Regions from separate parts of the Mus musculus genome. Here regions 2 and 3 are each linked to region 1. A link is a loop called in an ENCODE intact Hi-C map of the cell type or tissue named here. Cell type or tissue: heart. All regions are shown on one strand.

Region 1 (2,500 bases):
ATTCATCATTCCCTGCCCACCGGGCCACCTGCGGCGCTGGACTCATGTGCGGTTTGCAAATTGACCTCAAATTATCAGTGGCTGACATCCAAGCTAGGATTCTGGCAAGTGGGCGGTGAAGTCGGATGGGCCTGGACATCTAGCCAGATGCTCCTGCGTTTCGATCGCAAACTACACTGCATCTTCTTTCCTAACCTATGGACGGGAACTGTAACAACAACAACAACAACAACAACAACAACAACAACACCTTTCTCCCTTCCTGCCTCCTCTGTAACCCTATACCAATCTGGACAACTGCTTCTGGGGGCCAGGTCCCCAAAGTCCGAACCAGTTTCTAATATCTTGTGTCTAACCCTTGGCTCACCACATATTTCCCCCTTATTTATTCTCAGCTCTTTTCAGTGTTCAAGTGATTATTGTCCGTTGGACTACTTTAGTCCCCTGGAATCTTCTCCTTAAAACAGCTCCTTTCGCGCGAACCTCAACTTCCTCCTAAGTCATTCACTAAATATTTATTGAAAGCCTAAGGGGCACACACTACTCTAAGGATGCTGGGAGCCGCTGCCCCGCCCAGCCACACCTACCATCACTCTCCACCGCTCCACACGCCCTGAACCCTGGCTGGCGTCACGGAATCCGCCTGCAGCTTCCAAGTCCAACGCCTCACCGCCTTCCCCCGATGACTCCTGATTGGTGGGAGTGGGAGCCACTCTGCTGCCCCCCCTCCACCGCCCTTTTCACGTTATTCCGCCCAGTGGAGAACTCAGGCTCCTCCTCTTAGCTCCCTCCCCTCGCTCCAGCTCTTCAGCTAATTGCCCGGCAGCGCGCGCCCTAAAGTTCTAGGCGAAGTATTGAGAACTGGTCGCGGGGATCGCACACCGGCCAGTAGCAGGGGACCAGGGACCCCGGCACCAGGAGAGCTGGTGCACTGCGCGGGCTCTCGCCCACCATCTGTCTGCGAGCAGCGCTCGGCGCCCCAGTCTCCTGCGGCTGGTGCTGGAACTGCCGTCGGCTGAGACTTGCAGGGACCCGAGAAGCCCGGTTTGCGTCCTTCTCGGTCTGAAGCACGCACTGGGGAATCGAGAAGCGTCCCCAGCAGCGGAACACTTAGGTGAGCAACAGGGCGTCCGCCCGCCTGGGGTTGAGCTGTGGTGGAGGCCCCGAGAAGGCTCGGGGACGCAGCCATTCTCTATGGTTCAGACTGTGTCTGTGGTGGTCCCGGGAAGCCCGGGTCCACGGGGCAGCCCTGAGACTAGGAGGTCGTCTGTCGTGTAAGCGCCAGTTTTCTGGGAGGAAGCACTCTGGTGCTGCTCACCCTGGAGCTGTGCCCCTCGAGTTACAGCCTGGCGGGGATGGACCCGGAGAAGGAGCGGATCTCAGGAGCCTGCGTGCGGGTGCATGAGGATGCCGCGTAGAGGAGCTGTCCCGGCACAGCCTGGCGCTGTGACGGGCTGGAGGCACAGGAAACCTGCTTAATTCTGCCAGGAGGAAGGCTTTACTACACCCTCGAGCTTGGGGCCCTGCGGTGCAGGCACCTCGCTCTTCGGCCTCCCCAGTCAGGTCACACCGCTCCACAGTGTCTGCACTGGGACCGAGAGCACCCTTCCCTTGGGGCTTCAAGCACTCAGCGGGTGATTGGTGCCTCTGGCGTCTCCCGTGGCATTGTCTTGTGTCCTTCAGACACTTCTTAACCAGCCGCGCGCCTCCCAGACTGTTGGAGCTGAGAGGGACATAAAGTTGTCTCTCACCTTGTGTCAGGGAACGGGGCTGGGGCATTGGAGTCCCCTCCGATGTCGCAGTGCCCTAGGAATCTGATTACTTGATGAGATCGTTTGGGTAGTGTATTTTATTTACACTGTAGCTGCAGAAGATGGTTTCAGAGATAGGTAAGCATAGCTCTGACTTTGGGTCATCCACACTCAACACTCTAAGCATCATACAAGGTGAGGACCTCCTTTTGGCCTCCAGAAACCTTCAGACAGATTGCAGTGCATCCAGGCTAAATGTCCATTCTGTCCATCAACTCCACACTGCCCTGTTTGCAGCTCTTCACAGAGCCTAAAGCTGTCTGGAATCATCTGCTTGTTTTTCCATCTGCCAGCCTTCTTCCGCTGCTAGGATGCGAAGTCCTGGGAAAGCAGAGACCAGGTCCTATTTCTCGGTCGGTCCATCCTCAGTGTGGAGAAGGCAGCTCTCCACACTGCAGCCTCACACTACACATTTATGGAATGAGTAAATGTTAACTTCTTCATAATCTGAGACTATTGATTTCATGGCTGGTTTGGATTTTCATCTTTTTCCTTTTTTATCGGAAAAATTAATAAATGGCAGTAACTCCTGCTGATGAGCATGCACTAACCATCAAGGTATTTGCTGGGAGCTCTGTGTAGATACATATAGATGATCCCTAATATTATAGTTGTCTGATTAGCTAGATTTTTTTAAGTCCCCTATTTTAGATGTGTGTTTACAACCCCGTGCTTTTTTAGACAGGTGT
Region 2 (2,500 bases), 74 kb after region 1:
AGCCCTGGTATCGGTTATAGACATTTAAGACAAAGCAAAAAGGGAGTCAGAGAGTCTGCGTCCTGCAGAAGTCCTGCATACTTTACCGCAGTGGACAGAGTGAGTAACAATGGCATACATAGCCTACCCTGGAAACAGAGGTGCTTTTAGAGTTTTCTTAACTTTTTGGCTTTTAGCTCCCAAAATCCACCCCAGGATTTTCTTTTGCTTTGTTCTGTCTTTTCCTTCTGTTTCTACTTCCATTCCCTTCTTTTTCCAGCTTGAACACTTTAAAAGCGACTCCTGTTCATTTCTTCACAGCCATCCTTCTGTGAAGTGTAAATCTTGCTATGTGGACTGTTTTTTTTCTCTTTTTGCCACCTACATTCAGGAAAGTTGTGCTTCCCTCACGAGGTATTGCCTATTATTGCCCCGGTGATATGGGAACAATGCATCCACAGTACGACTCAGGAGCTCTGTTTGACAGAGCTTGCTTCGAGCTTAAGTCTCAGTTAGATGGCTGACAAACTTGAGGTGTGTATATCTGATACACGACTCGCTGGAGTGTTTAGTTTCTTGTCTGAGCGCTTGGTTAACGTATTTATAGAGGGTTAGTCATGGAGGGTTTTTTCCCCTTTAACATTTCAAAAATGATAAGTACATTTTTTATTGGAGATGGAGAAGTTTTTAAAGATGCATTAGCATTTTGCAGAGTGACTCGGTTGATAGTCTTTTAAGTTAAAATGCCGCGTGCAGTGGCCAATTGTTAAAACTCTATCCTGTGTCTCCCAAGCTTTCATCAGTTAAGGGAGGGTAATGCCACCCACGGGTAGAGTTCAAACCACCAGGTGCTATTTTAGGTTCTTGGGTGGTGCTGTCTCTCCGTACCCTTCAGACTGCTAAGTCACATCCTGCTCTGCATTTTAATCTGCTATAAATTAGATGCCACAGCATAGGTCTGGCGTTCGGTGCACAAGTGAAATTAAACACCCCATGAAGAGAAGGGAACTCTGCGTGTAAGCCTATCTGGCTTTGTGGAAGACCACGTGAATCTATAGCCCAACCCCCTGAAACCCCAGAAACAGCTAGGGAGTCTGTCAAGTTCCTTAGTATCAAGTAGAGTCAGGCTCGGGGGTTTTGTAGCTTACCATGGTGACTCTGTTCTGAAGCCAAGATTGAGAAATGTCACAGGAAGTGGACTTCTTCCAGCTCCATTCTTTGCAGGGCACTTTTTTTTTTTTTTTTTTTTTTTTTTACTGTTTAGCTAGGCGCCGCCCCATCTTCTAGACTCCACCCAGCACACCTGCCAGCAGCCCCGTGTCCTGTCTGCTTCCTTTTACTCACATGCTGCTCATTTTCTTCCTTATGAGCTAGAGTTACTTAGTTTCCTTTGCCCGGGCTGAGACCAGCGCCCTGCACAGAGCCTGTGCTTTCCAGATGCACAATAATGGAAGTTCCTCCATGTAGTTGCTTTTTTTTTAGCTTTCAGTCTTTCACTGTGGCACCCATTATTATTCCATGTTGCCTCATAAGTTTCTTTCTTTTTGTTTGTTTGTTTGTTTATGTGTGTTATATATCTGTGTGTGTGCAGGTGCATGTAAAAAGCAGAGGTCTGTGTTGAGCATCTTCCTTAAGCACTCCACATCACTATCTTGAGACAGTCTCTCACTAAACTTGGAGTTCACAAGACTCAGAGATCTTTCTGTCTGCCTTCTCAATGCTAGGCTTACAGATGTGTACTGCTATGTCTAATTCTCAACATGGGCACTGGGGACTAAGCTAAGCCATATTCCTGCCAGGTAAACACTTTACCTGCTTTGGTATCCACCCCCCACATCTTTGTTTTTGTTTTTTGAGGTAGTCTCGCTGGGAAGCCCAGCATGGCTTCAGACTAGCTTTCCTGGGATACCTTCCAGTGGGCTGAGCTTACAAGCTGTGCCATCCCACCCAGCTTCATAAATGTTTCTTTTGAGATACAGAGAAATAAGTAATAATAACCAACAAAACAAAACAAAACAAAACAAAACAAAAAATAAAACGGCAGGAGGAAGAGGAGGTTGGGCCGCACTTGACTTTCCATGCAGGTGCTAGACTTACTTCCATTCAGCCCAGGAACTCTGATTCTCCAACAAGAATATTTAGTCACCCTGATCTGTTCTGGCTCTTGGAACCATGTGGGTGATCATGCAGCAAGGAGAGTGCTAGTTTGTTGGAGAAAACATCTCACTGGAAGAATGGCTCTCCACTGTTGACTGAGAATTGGATCTCCCCTGTCAGCCCTATTCAGAAAATATGGGATTATTTAAGGCAAGCATGATACCTACCTGGAACTTGAAAACCCTCCTCATTTAAACAAGGAGGAAGATTTTTATCCCCAGGACATCCTGTTTCTGTTCTAGAAGCCAATCAGGGAAGAAGTGGCTGGCACTTCCAACTGAGGGGCACAGAAATAATCCAAGAAACCTAGTTTTAAGGAAACTTTTTGTCTTTATAGGACTGACATCATTTATGCTAAATCCAT
Region 3 (2,500 bases), 71 kb before region 1:
GTATCAGTAATTTGTTTCTTTCAGTCACCAAATGGCCTCCACAGAACCTGAATGGGAAACCCCTAGAGGGGCTGACTTGGGGGAGGGGGGAGTCTAGAAAATACAGTTTCCAACAAAACACCATTTTTTTCTCTGTATCTGAAGCCGGCTGAGAGGAGACTAACGTAAAAATCCATGCTGGCTTGGGACGGGCTGAGAAGCGGTCTCCTTTAGCAGGCATAGTGGAGGCTCACGCCCTGACTCTGACTCAGGTTTAATTTGTCTCAGAATCCAACTGTGAGGCTGATTTGCGAGTGCCACCCACGGATCTCCCAATCCCATAATAGTCCCATAGGAGCGATGACCTTTTCTGGTATTTTCATTATTACGTCAGGGCAGAAACATTTTTTTTTCAGCTACACAAATTTCCCCTTTTATTAGTTTTGAATATTTTCATCTAGTTACACAATTCATTCTTTTCAGGACTTTTGTTTTGTTATTTTAAATATTGAGAACTTAATCTGTCCCTCACCAATTAAACTGTCTGAGTTACTGTATCAGGGAATCTCTCCAGGACCTCACGACCCTCTGTAGCATTAAGCTATAGGAAGAAAAAAAAATCAAAATTAACCACAGTTCTCTTTATGGATCTTAAGAGAGGTTGTAAACTACAAGACAACAGGAATCCCTAGGACCAAGTGCCTTTTCCTGTGGCAAGACTTTGGCCACAGTCCCTTCTGAGACTTGTCTGACTTTACATAACAAAGGAATTGTGACAGCCCAAGTTCAGAAACTCAGGTGGGAACTCAGCCTTCCAAACCCACAGAAGAGAATTAAATTATTAAATGTGACTCTGAGAACCCACTTTCCCCATTGGAAAATACCATCTTTGCCTATATGAAGAGACACCCTCTGACACACACACGCACACGCACACTAGAAGGGGGTCAGCCTTGGATTCTGTGGTGTAGAAGGGAATGTGCGGCCAGAAGGAACTTATTACCTAGTGCCATTCACCTCACTACCACAAGGTGTCGCTGTTGAATCCTAGCAATCCATTCTACTTTGCACCTTTCTGTCCTTTTCCTATTTTAGATTTTTTTTTTTTAAGGGATGGATTGAAGAACAAAAATTAAATCTAAAATTCTGTTGCCAAATGTCATGCTATAATAGGTCATAGTTCACAGGAGAGGCTTAAGCATCGAGTTGCTGCCATCTGGCTCTGCTCCCTCTGGACTGTACCCGCAGGGTTCTCACTCCAGGTGCTCTGAAGCAAGCACATGGGCACAGACACGTGTCCTAAATCCCAAGAGCTTTGACACACTGGGATGTTTGTTTTGAAGTGTGTATTCTCTAGCACCATTGTTTCTTTCTGTTTTAGAGAATCATTCTTAGCAGCAGCCACGCTGCCCTATCGCCCCTTTGCAGAGAGGCCCCTTCACACGGCCTGTCTCACTTCTAGAATCTGTCTGATTTCTCTACTTCCTGCAAGCACTGATCTGATATACTCATTGTCTCCCCTTCCTTGCCTCCATTTTCTTCCTAGTCAGTCTTGTTGCCGAAGTGTTCTCTGCAAACACTGCTTGCCAGACCCGTGGAACAGCTGAACTGCCCTCTCTCACCTGGGTTGTAACGCCTTCCCTCAGGTGCAACGCTCTTGTCTCCCAGTCGCACTCTTCTGGTTTTAACCTCTGGCCTTCCAGAGAGGTTAAACCTCTGGCCTTCCTCTCTAGGCATGTCAGCTCCTCTTGTGGTTAGCTTTAATTGTCAAATTGATACAATTGTATCACTGTAGTAATCCCTTGGGAAGAGAGTCTCAATGAGGGATTGTCCACATTGGCTTGGCCCACGGGCATGTCTGTGGGGATTTTCTTAATTAGGTTAATTGAAGGCCCAGCCCACTGCGGTGTCGGCATTCCCTATGGAAGGGGTCCGGAACTGTATTATGAGGAGAGAAATGAAGTTGAGCGTAAGCAGGCAAGCAAATCAGTACGGAGGCTCTCATCGCCCTCTGCTTTTGATGTGGGTGTGATGCGACCCACTGTCTCAAGCTCATGTCACTGAGACTTCAGTGCAGTGACGCATTGTCACCTGTAATTGTGAACTGAAATAAATTCCTTCCTCCCCTAAGTTGCTTTCTGTCAGCAGCAACAGAAATGAAACTAGAATAAGGTAACGTAATATGGCCCTACGACTTACTGCACTATCAGCATACACTGCCCCCAGATTCTTTCTGCCACTCCAGCATCTGTGTCTGGCTGACTTTTGACACCTCCGATTTCTCATCAAAAGTGTCTCAACCTTCACAAATCAGCACCCGATTCTTCATTTTTCTCTTCACTCTACTCAACCCTCATCCATTTCAGACTGGTGTTTTTGTTTTGTTTTTAGGCATTTTTTATTAGATATTTTCTTCATTTACATTTCAAATGCTATCCCCAAAGCCCCCTATACATCCCCCGCCCTGCTCCCCAACCCTCCCACTCCTGCTTCCTGGCCCAGGCATTCCCCTGTACTGGGG

Evidence for each region. Hi-C counts contacts between places; a loop is a spot of excess contacts. Peaks named below come from ENCODE experiments on the same cell type or tissue, not always from the same donor. Only the 100,000 strongest peaks of a DNase experiment are listed, where the experiment ranks them.
Region 2: it touches region 1 in a loop (7-fold over the local background); 5 of 42 quality-filtered maps call a loop at or near these places.
Region 3: a loop joins it to region 1, with 3 times the contacts of the local background. A loop is called at or near these places in 15 of 42 quality-filtered maps.

What each region holds. Positions count from the first base shown.
Region 1 is chr6:50,454,439-50,456,938 of GRCm38, reverse strand. Osbpl3 (oxysterol binding protein-like 3) reads left to right here and starts at 585. Exons shown (of 24, transcript NM_001347213.1): 1 at 585-1,114. In heart, a CTCF peak has its summit at 979; DNase peaks (open chromatin) are centred at 668 and 1,478; H3K4me3 peaks cover 2,379 bases; H3K27ac peaks cover 1,700 bases.
Region 2 is chr6:50,380,389-50,382,888 of GRCm38, reverse strand. All of the region lies in intron 2 of Osbpl3 (oxysterol binding protein-like 3), which reads left to right. Gm52900 (a long non-coding RNA gene) reads right to left here and starts at 1,197. Exons shown (of 3, transcript XR_003956428.1): 1 at 1,128-1,197. In heart, no CTCF peak of the experiment used is centred here; a DNase peak (open chromatin) is centred at 1,018; H3K4me3 peaks cover 211 bases; H3K27ac peaks cover 399 bases.
Region 3 is chr6:50,525,400-50,527,899 of GRCm38, reverse strand. The region is part of intron 1 of Gm31279 (a long non-coding RNA gene); the gene reads right to left. Among named protein-coding and RNA genes, the nearest start is that of Gm26289, 13 kb to the left of the region's middle. In heart, a CTCF peak has its summit at 1,014 (motif pointing right); no DNase peak of the experiment used is centred here.